Linked DNA regions of Homo sapiens: region 1 is linked to region 2. A link is a loop called in an ENCODE intact Hi-C map of the cell type or tissue named here. Cell type or tissue: adrenal gland. All regions are shown on one strand. Links, peaks and the distances in the headings refer to the core of each region. The heading gives the core; the rest is flanking DNA.

Region 1 (4,398 bases), core at 272-4,271, 62 kb before region 2:
GGAATTTTTGTTTGGCCTTTTTTTTTTTTTTTTTGAGATAAATCTCGTGTTGCCCAGGTTGGCCTTGAACTCCTGGCTTCAAACGATCCTCCCACCTCAGCCTTCCAAGTAGCTGGGACTATAGGTGTGCCACTGTGCCCAGTGAATTTTTGTTGTTAGTTAACTGATTAATTAAATGATCAGGTAGAAAGATTAAATGAAAGGGAGAGATGGATGATGCAAGGGGAGATGGGGAAGAAGGGAGGCAGGTCACAGAAGGTGAGAGGGCATGGGAACGGATGAAGGAAGGCAGAGAGAATGAATGGATGCAGGTAGGTGGGGGATTTGATGATGGGAATATGAGGATGGGCTGACTACGGTTTTCTTTTTCCTTAAGGAAAATACAGACATGACCATGAGCGAGAGGGATGGAGTTAGGTCTGAGGTGAGAGCAGAGACAGTGTGGAAGAGACAGTGTGAAAAGAGAGGGTAAATATGGTAAACAAGTGTGGGATTGCTAGGCAGTATTGGGTGCCCATGGGAGATTTGTGGTCATCAGTTTGAAGTGAGACCAGTCTTCCCATTTGTGTGTTTTCCTTAAGCACTATTCAGCTCTTAGGTGCAGGCCCAGAGTACATGGAGAGTTGCTTTTAAGCAGTGTTGAAGGAGAGTGGAGTGAAGGGGAGTTACAGATGTTTATAAAGGAATGATGTTGATGACCTTGGAATCTAGTGTGGATTAGAGGAATAGTGAAGATGAGAGGGTGATGATGGCGAAAAAGTGAAAGGTTAAGTTCCCTGAGGTCAGAAACTGAACTAAACCTGATCTTCCAAGGTCCCAGCTCCCCAGGCTAGGTACTTTTCTGTTCGTATGCTTAAGAAGGAAATAGATTTTTTCAGTTGCAATAGCAATAGCTAGTAACTGCTTTTTTTGAGGATTTACTAAGTGCTGAGTGCTGAACAAGTATTAATCACATTGTGTGCTGAAGACAACCACCCCTTTGAGGTAGGTAATTTATCTCTGTTTTACAGATGAGGAAACTAAGGCTTAGTCAGGCCAAATAACTTATCCAAGATCACACAGCTACTAAGTGGCAGAGCCAGGACTTGAACAGCTTCTGTTCTGCTACAAAGACCACATTTTTTTTTACCACGGTCCTGGACTACCGCTGTCTCCTCTAACTCATTGGAATACTTGAGATATGGACAACTTACTTGTTCTTTAAAATGAACCATGATTAATTGCGTCTAAATTAATCTTTTTTCCCCTTAGAAATAGTATTAGAGAACTCAAACATTTGTTGAAACTTGAAGTTAAATGAGTAAAAGCCAGGAAGGGACTTGGATAAACCAGAAAATATCTGCCTTGTTTAATGTGAATAGACAGTACTTGATTTCAGTCCATTTTGTGGCCCCAGAGTGGCCAGACCGCTCCCTTCTCAAGTTAGGATGGAGACCTGGGTTTTTATGGGAAGAATTGAATACTTACATGTTGATAACTAATTACAGTTTTTAAAAGCTCTGATAGGTCAAACAGAACCAGCTTACAGGCTCCATTTGGCCCACTAGCAACTAGATGTGACTTATGCTTTAAATGGTTTATTTTTAATCACAATAATATAAAAATAAATAATTTAAGTATCAGAATTTTAACTAGGCCAGGTAGAGAGGATTGAGTTTTCTATTCAAATGTAGGTAATGCAGATACAGTCAGAGTATGGAATAAACAGTGGTATTGAGCAAAATGAGTTGAAAAACAGAAAAATGGTAAGTTTTAACAGAGTTGGATTATATTATCCTAGTCCAGGCTCTGCCGTTCATGCTTTCTTTGAGTTTTCTTTGGGTTCTTTATAGCTGTAAATACATCACTAACCGTATCTCTAAATGTGTATTTGGGTTCATCCCACAAAGGGGCCTTGTGAAAATACCGAGAAATAACCAGAAGGACTTGAGGGGGAAAGAAAATAAATGTGCATTTATTTTAAGACCAGTTGCTAATTTAAAAGCGAAATGTATACCAGCAAAAGAATGAGAATGTTTGGGGGTAAGAAACAGAAGACATTTTGTTAACATTTTATGAGAGTATAATTGTTATTCTGGTATATCTTAAGCTTCAGAATATCTGCTTTGTTCCTGTTATGACATTTATATATATAAAAAAAAACTTCTATTTTCAGTTGGATGGATTTATTGCTCGAAACTGGGCCAATCAAAGATCAGCTTTGGGAAGTGCTCTTGATCCACTTGCTGATAAAATACTTATCAGTATCTTATATGTTAGCTTGACCTATGCAGATCTTATTCCAGGTAAGAACGCGTCATGCGTACTTTTGAATAGCACAGGGAAGAATGACATTAGTCAGCTTAGGATTTCTCTTGAGAGACAAATAATTTTTGTTCCAAAAATATAGTTTTCAACTTTAAACTGTTTCCCTAATTTTAAACTGTTGAACTGTTTTGTCAAACTACTTGTGGATTTTAGAATTTATGTCCTTGTTTTACTAGTAAAATCAGTTGCTTTCCTAGTAAGATTGTTTAAAATTAAAATTGAATAAATATTTCACAGTGCCAATTCATATTACTCTGAAATTTTTTGGTGATACATTATGTATTTTTAGTGCCTAGCTTTTCAAAAGCAATTTAGTTTTCCTACGTTTATTATCTTTATTAATATCGTTTAATCATAAGTGAGAACTCTGAAATTCTGAAGATGTCTATAAAATTTCACATTATGTAGACCCTATTATGCAATTTTTAAATCATATATATAGTTTGTACATTATATGAATACTTTTTCTGATAAGATTTCATGATTTTTTTGCTTTGTATTTTGCATGTGCTTTTCTGATTGTTCATTTTCTTCTTCAGTCGTATTTCTCAGTTTTTCTCCCTCAGACCAAGTTAAACTGTTTTTTTCCCAAGAGCTAGGAATCATATCTGATCACACTGGGACTTCCCTTCACTGTCAGTCTAAGAGTTTGCATTTTTGAGGTTTAGGAAAAGGGAAAAAAAAGGAAGAAAGAAAGAAATTGTATCTGAGAACAAAGAAGCTGCCACATGGTCCCTCGGTATCATGTTATTATTGACACTTGGTAGAAAGAAGTATAGTGGCATTTCAGTCTAGTCTCCCCCAACTGGAAATTATTTTTCTTTCTGATTTTTAGTCTTTTAAGTTCTCGTACCAAAATAAAAAATAAATTGGACTAATGTTTACTTTTATGTGCTTCTTTGAAAGTTAGAATTGAGGTGTGTATGTGATTGGGGAATGGGGGTGTGTGTGTGTGTGTGTGTGAGTTTTCTTGCCTAGGCTGGTCTCGAACTTCTGGGATCAAGTGATCCTCCCACCTCGGCCTCCCAAAGTGATGGGACTATTGGCTTGAATCACCTTGCTTGGCCCCTGCCATTTTTTCAAAGTTACATTGTATTTTGATGTAGTATTTTACAAAGGTTGGCCAGTCATTTTGCTATTGAACATAGAAATTGTTTCCAGGTTTTTTGGAATTATGGGTAATGTTGCTGTGAGTTTTACTTATATGATTGGTGTAGGTTGCTTTCCAAGCTGAGACTTCCCTTCACTGGCAATCTTAGAGTTTCCATTTTCTTTCTTCTGTGTTGAGTCTGTTTTTCCAGGCTCCCATGTCTTCCTTTGCTTTAAGTTACTCCTTTTCTCCAGTTGTTTTCTGTAGAAGGATGGAGTGTGGCAGCCAGATTTTTAGAGGTCTTAGACATCTCAGTGTCTCTATTTTGTCTTCCATACATGATTGACAGTTGAAGTAGGCATCACTTTTTTTTATCTTTTATCTTTTTTTCTTTTCTTTTTCTTTTTGAGACAGGGTCTCACTCTGTGACCCAGGCTGGAGTGCAGTGGTGCAATCTCAGCTCATTGCAGCCTTAACCTCCCAGCTCAAGCAGTCCTCTGACCTCAGCCTCCCAAGAACCTACCACCATGTGCATCACCACGCCTGGCTAATATTTGTACTTTTTGTAGATATAGGGTTTTACCACGTTGCCCAGGCTGGAGGCATAATTTTTAAACTGCAGATGATTTTAATTCAGAATTGTGAAGACCCTCTTCCATAGACTTGGAGATTCCAACTTGCTACGGAACAGTCTCTTATCATTTGGATACCTTTTCCTTTACATGGGATTGTGTTTAGTATTGGAAAGCTTTTAGGATTTTAAGAAAATGTGATTCCTAATTGATGTTTTCTTTAAAAAGTTATCTCTCTTAATTCATTTTCTAATGCTTATATGGCTACCCAGTTATCCTAGCACTTTTTATAGAAAAATTTGTATTTTTCAGACTCAGTGCAAGGTAATTTCTAAGTTGTTTTCTTCCCCATTGTTTGTCTGTCTTTGCATCAGTGGCATTCTTCTTATTGCTTTGCTAAAAGTCTTGATATCCAGTAGAGTGAGTCCT
Region 2 (4,398 bases), core at 191-4,190:
ACTCTGGCCAGGCTCCCTGAGGGGTGCATCCTAGGAGAACTGAAAAATGGGATTGGAGCTTTTGCCTTATCCTTACACCCCAAGTTCTTTGTGTGGCAGAACATCTATGAAAAAATAATAAAATATTGTCTGATATTTCCCTTTACTTCTGGTATTGCTTTTGACCTTCTCAAAACCCACCCCTCCCACCTCTAACAAACCAAAATGGAAAATGACAATTCAGGCAGCTGTTAATTGGCTCACTCTCTCAAGGCAAGCACTGTCTCAAGGCAGTCTCAAGGCAGAGATGACACAGCAAAAAACAGAGGGGGAGAAAAAAGTCTATTATTGGCTTGTGATTTACAAAAGCCAAAGTCCTTTAGATAAAAGGCCAGGAGTCGTACCAACATAGATACCAAATCCAGGAGAACACAGACCAGCGATAAGAGGGACGCTTCCCCATGACCCAGACCAGCCTAAAGCCCCTGTGGGGGCAGCCAGTGGGGAGCTGTCAGACCTTGGACATGGTGGTCTTTGAGAATGGGTCTGCCCTTCTCTCCCTGACCAGTTGGGATAGACACCTGACTGGAATCCTTGACACTGGCAGGTGTTTCTATGAACAGAGAGGACTGTGCCTGTCTTCCTGAATCCCAACCCAGAGTAGAAGCAGTGGAGACATGGATCTGGGTTGAGAAATGGGTTTTCCTGTCCCCCTGTGTCACCCACATCTTCACAAAGGACTTACAGGTGGCTGAGAGATCTGTAGGAATGGAATGGGGCTTGCAGGTGGCCCCAGAAATCTGAGGAGACCAATGACTAAGACCAGATGTGGGTCAGTGGTCATCTTGGCAGGTATCACTGTGGACAGATGACACTGAGGGCCACTCCTCTGACCTTGGGTTGTCAACTGCTACCTGGTAGCCCCACCCCTCCCCTTTCTACCCCTAGACCTTGGCCTCCAGGGAAAAAGTGTGTGTAGGAACTCCCTCTGCCATTTTGAAAAGACAGGAGCTAAAAGCAGTTCCATGAAGGACAGGCGTTTCGTTTCATACCTGAGTTTGTGAAATAAGAGTTGTTCTTGCTACACGTGATTTTTACCTTTCTGTCTTCTCCATTGACTTAGTAATGAGACAGATCAGCACGAGGATAACTTGTAGCCATACACCTGGCAGGTTCTGCAAGTCAGAGAACTGTAACCACATGCTGGGCCTTAGAGCAATCTTAGGGCACCTGCTTTTCTCCTGCCTACCCATTTTATAGAAAAAACAAGAGAGGCTCCTTCCGTGGCTGGTAGCACAGGGCAAAGTAAGGAAAGGGATGTGCCAGCAGTGGGTTTGAATGAGGATCTGGGTGACCAGCGGTGAATGTATGTTGTCTGTTAGTCCAGAATCTACATGCTGGGCACGTTAGGGATCCCTCTGGGGAGGGGCGCCTTTGGCTTGCCTTGTTGGTGTGAGCCGAGCACGCGTGCTTGTTTCAATCCTGACCGCCGGTCAATTTGTGGAACAAGTCCTCATCGAGTGTTTCATTCTGGTCCTTGGAGCGGGTGGACAAGAAAATGTAGCCGCCAATGTACTCGTGCACAATCTTGCAATCTGCACTCAGGCAGGTGAAAGCAGTAAAGACGTTTTGGTCAAACTCGATGACCACCTGGAAGAGGAAGGCACAGAGAAGCTTAAACTCTGACAAGGAATGATGAAAAAAAAAGTGCTTTGCTGGACTGGCCCCTGGAGCTGAGGGCTGCTGAGGTGGATAACAGATGGATATCCCTCTAAAACACACAGAAAACCATCACTTCCATTAAACGCTTCCAGAAAACATCTTTGCTCTCTTTGCGCCCTCTGGTGGTGTCGACTTTGCTGCACGTCTGGTTAAAAAAACTCCCAACACATTTTCTGTCTACAGTTTAGATACAAGGATTTTGCCCAAGCACTCTCTGTCTCCCTGTGTTGAGGGGCAGGGTGCTTCGCAGGCACTTTATTTTTATTTTTATTTTTTTTTTGAGATGGAGTCTCTCTCTGTCACCCAGGCTGGGGTACAGTGGCACGATCTCGGGCCACTGCAACCTCTGCCTCCCAGGTTCAAGCGATTCTCATGCCTCAGCCTCCCAAGTAGTTGGGATTACAGGTGTGTGCCACCACACCTGGCTAATTTTTGTATTTTCAGTAGAGACGGGGGTTTCACCATGTTGGCCAGGCTGGTCTTGAACGCCTGACCTCAAGTGATCCATGCCTCGGACCCCCAAAGTGTTGGGATTATAGGCGTGAGCCACTGCACCCGGCCTGCAGGCTCTTTAATGAATAAAAGTCTGCCTGAATTTTCCTACAGCCACTGCCCGGAACCCTTTCCTAGCTGCAAGTCATAAACTCTAAGCACTAGAAGAAAGACTTAGAGACTTTGCTGGTTCACAACCTTGGCTGCCCATTGAAATCACTTGTGGACCTTTAAAAATTACTAATGGTTCGTTCCTCCTCCCAGAGATTCAGATTTAACTGGCCTTGGGTGTGGTCTAGGCAGTGGTGTTTTAAAGCTCCCCAGGTGATCCTAATACGCATCAAGGCTTTAGAGCTACCGCCTTAGAGGTCATCTAATCTCTGAACTTGATTTTACAAATAAGCACCCAGATGATTATCAACACTGCTGAGAGGAAGTCAGGGTTCTTAACAAATGTGTGGGTCTCTTACCATCCCTCTACGTCAGTGACTTTCTATTGGAAAATGAGAATGCCAAAGGAATGAGGGAAGATTGAGTCTGTATCAGCAACATCTGAATGTTTTAATTAATTCAAGAATGAATGAAACAGGGTCTTGCTTTGTTACCCAGGCTGGAGTGCAGTGGCACAGTCACTGCTCACTGTAACCTCGAACCTCAACTGATCATCCCTGGCTGAGTAGCTGAAACTACAGGTGCACACCATCACACCTGGCTAGTTCAGCGTTTTTTTTTTTTGTTTTTTTTTTTTTTAATTTTCTGTGGAGACAGGGTCTCATTATGTTGCCCAGGCTGGTCTCGAACTCCCAGCCTCAAGTGATCCTTCCCACCTCGGCCTCCCAAAGCACTGGGCAGAATGTTTTAAATTAGCGGCAGGATGCTAAGCTGCCTCTAACTTCATCTGGAATTTTCCATGATACAGGCTTGGCCTGAACTTAGCTCCTAGGATGGGAGATGATGGGAGGCTGTAACATAGGCTAGGGGTTTGAGGGCTCCTGGTTTTAAGAGGTGAAGCTTTTCTCAGTCATCACTATGGACCTCACTTTCTTCTTCAGCAGTTTTTCCCTTTTGGGCCTGGAATGCTCTCCAGGTGAGCAACTGAATCTTCCAGTCCTCCATCGGGTTTCTTGGCAGCCAGTCAGATGAGGCTTTTTTTGGATTTATTTTGCATAGCAGTTACATCTCCAGTAGTTTCTCATAAGTAAGTATCAAGCTAAATCCTGTATAATCCTATGCTGAGTCAATGAAAATTAATGAAACTGCTCAGCGATTTCAGAACCTGTCTGTATTGAAAGTCTGCATGGAGACTAAGCCAACTTGCAGTGCTAATGCAAGAGCATTTGGCCTGTGCCTGTTAGGAAGCTGCCCAGAATTGCATATGATGATTTTAGCAGACAGACAGTTACCATATGCTTGTGGTTTCTTAGGTCTAAATAGAAGAACACCTTTTAAAACTCAGAATAATCTGCAATTCTGAGGGACACACATTTATAGGCTCAACACTGAAGAGCAAAAACTTTCACTTTACCTGCCGGGTTTCCCAGTTTACATTCCACTGTTTGATATTTGTGAATCTCCATGTTGTCACTGGAATCCCGGTGGCTGCATCAATTTTAATCAACCTGTTATATGAAACTCCCAGAATGTCATCTTTTTTGCTTCCTTTAAATCTGAAAAGAATCATAATATTAGTTAAGAGAAGCAACTGCTTCCTATAATACAATGTTCACTCACATATAACTTCTTAAAAATACTACCAGTATTTCTGAATCATTTCAGAGGAATGGACAATGAAGAATTAACTTTCTGCAGGGGGGCATTTTTATTGGGATATAGACAGCGTGAAAAAAGAATGAAGGCTATCCTGCAGATGGTCTTTAAGTAAAACTGACATCAGAGAGAAGAAAAATAAGATGGAATCAAATAAATTCATTCAAAATGATTACTGACTCTGTGTTGGGCACCCTTCTAGGCATGGGAGATATAGTAGTAAACTAAACGGATGGAAAATTTCTGACTGTGGGAGGGAGAAGATCATAAGTATGAGGTACATATGCCAGATAAGATGAAGGAAAATAAAGTTGGAAGGGCTACAGGGAATACTGGTAATAAGGTGGTTACAGTTTGAAACAGGGAGGTCAGTGAAAAGGTGACATTTGATCAAAAAATGGATATGCATGAGGATGTGAGCCGCGTGGATATCTGGGG

The links. Hi-C counts contacts between places; a loop is a spot of excess contacts. Peaks named below come from ENCODE experiments on the same cell type or tissue, not always from the same donor. Only the 100,000 strongest peaks of a DNase experiment are listed, where the experiment ranks them.
Region 1: a loop joins it to region 2, with 2.1 times the contacts of the local background. A loop is called at or near these places in 56 of 110 quality-filtered maps.

What each region holds. Positions count from the first base shown.
Region 1 is chr20:6,013,206-6,017,603 of GRCh38, forward strand. It overlaps CRLS1 (cardiolipin synthase 1), which reads left to right. Exons shown (of 7, transcript NM_019095.6): 3 at 2,156-2,285. Among named protein-coding and RNA genes, the nearest start is that of CRLS1, 9.3 kb to the left of the region's middle. In adrenal gland, for the core only: no CTCF peak of the experiment used is centred there; no DNase peak of the experiment used is centred there.
Region 2 is chr20:6,075,718-6,080,115 of GRCh38, forward strand. FERMT1 (FERM domain containing kindlin 1) reads right to left here. Exons shown (of 15, transcript NM_017671.5): 14 at 3,719-3,860; 15 at 1-1,629. The coding sequence ends at 1,456. Among named protein-coding and RNA genes, the nearest start is that of LRRN4, 24 kb to the left of the region's middle. In adrenal gland, for the core only: a CTCF peak has its summit at 1,815 (motif pointing left); DNase peaks (open chromatin) are centred at 499 and 1,794; H3K27ac peaks cover 956 bases.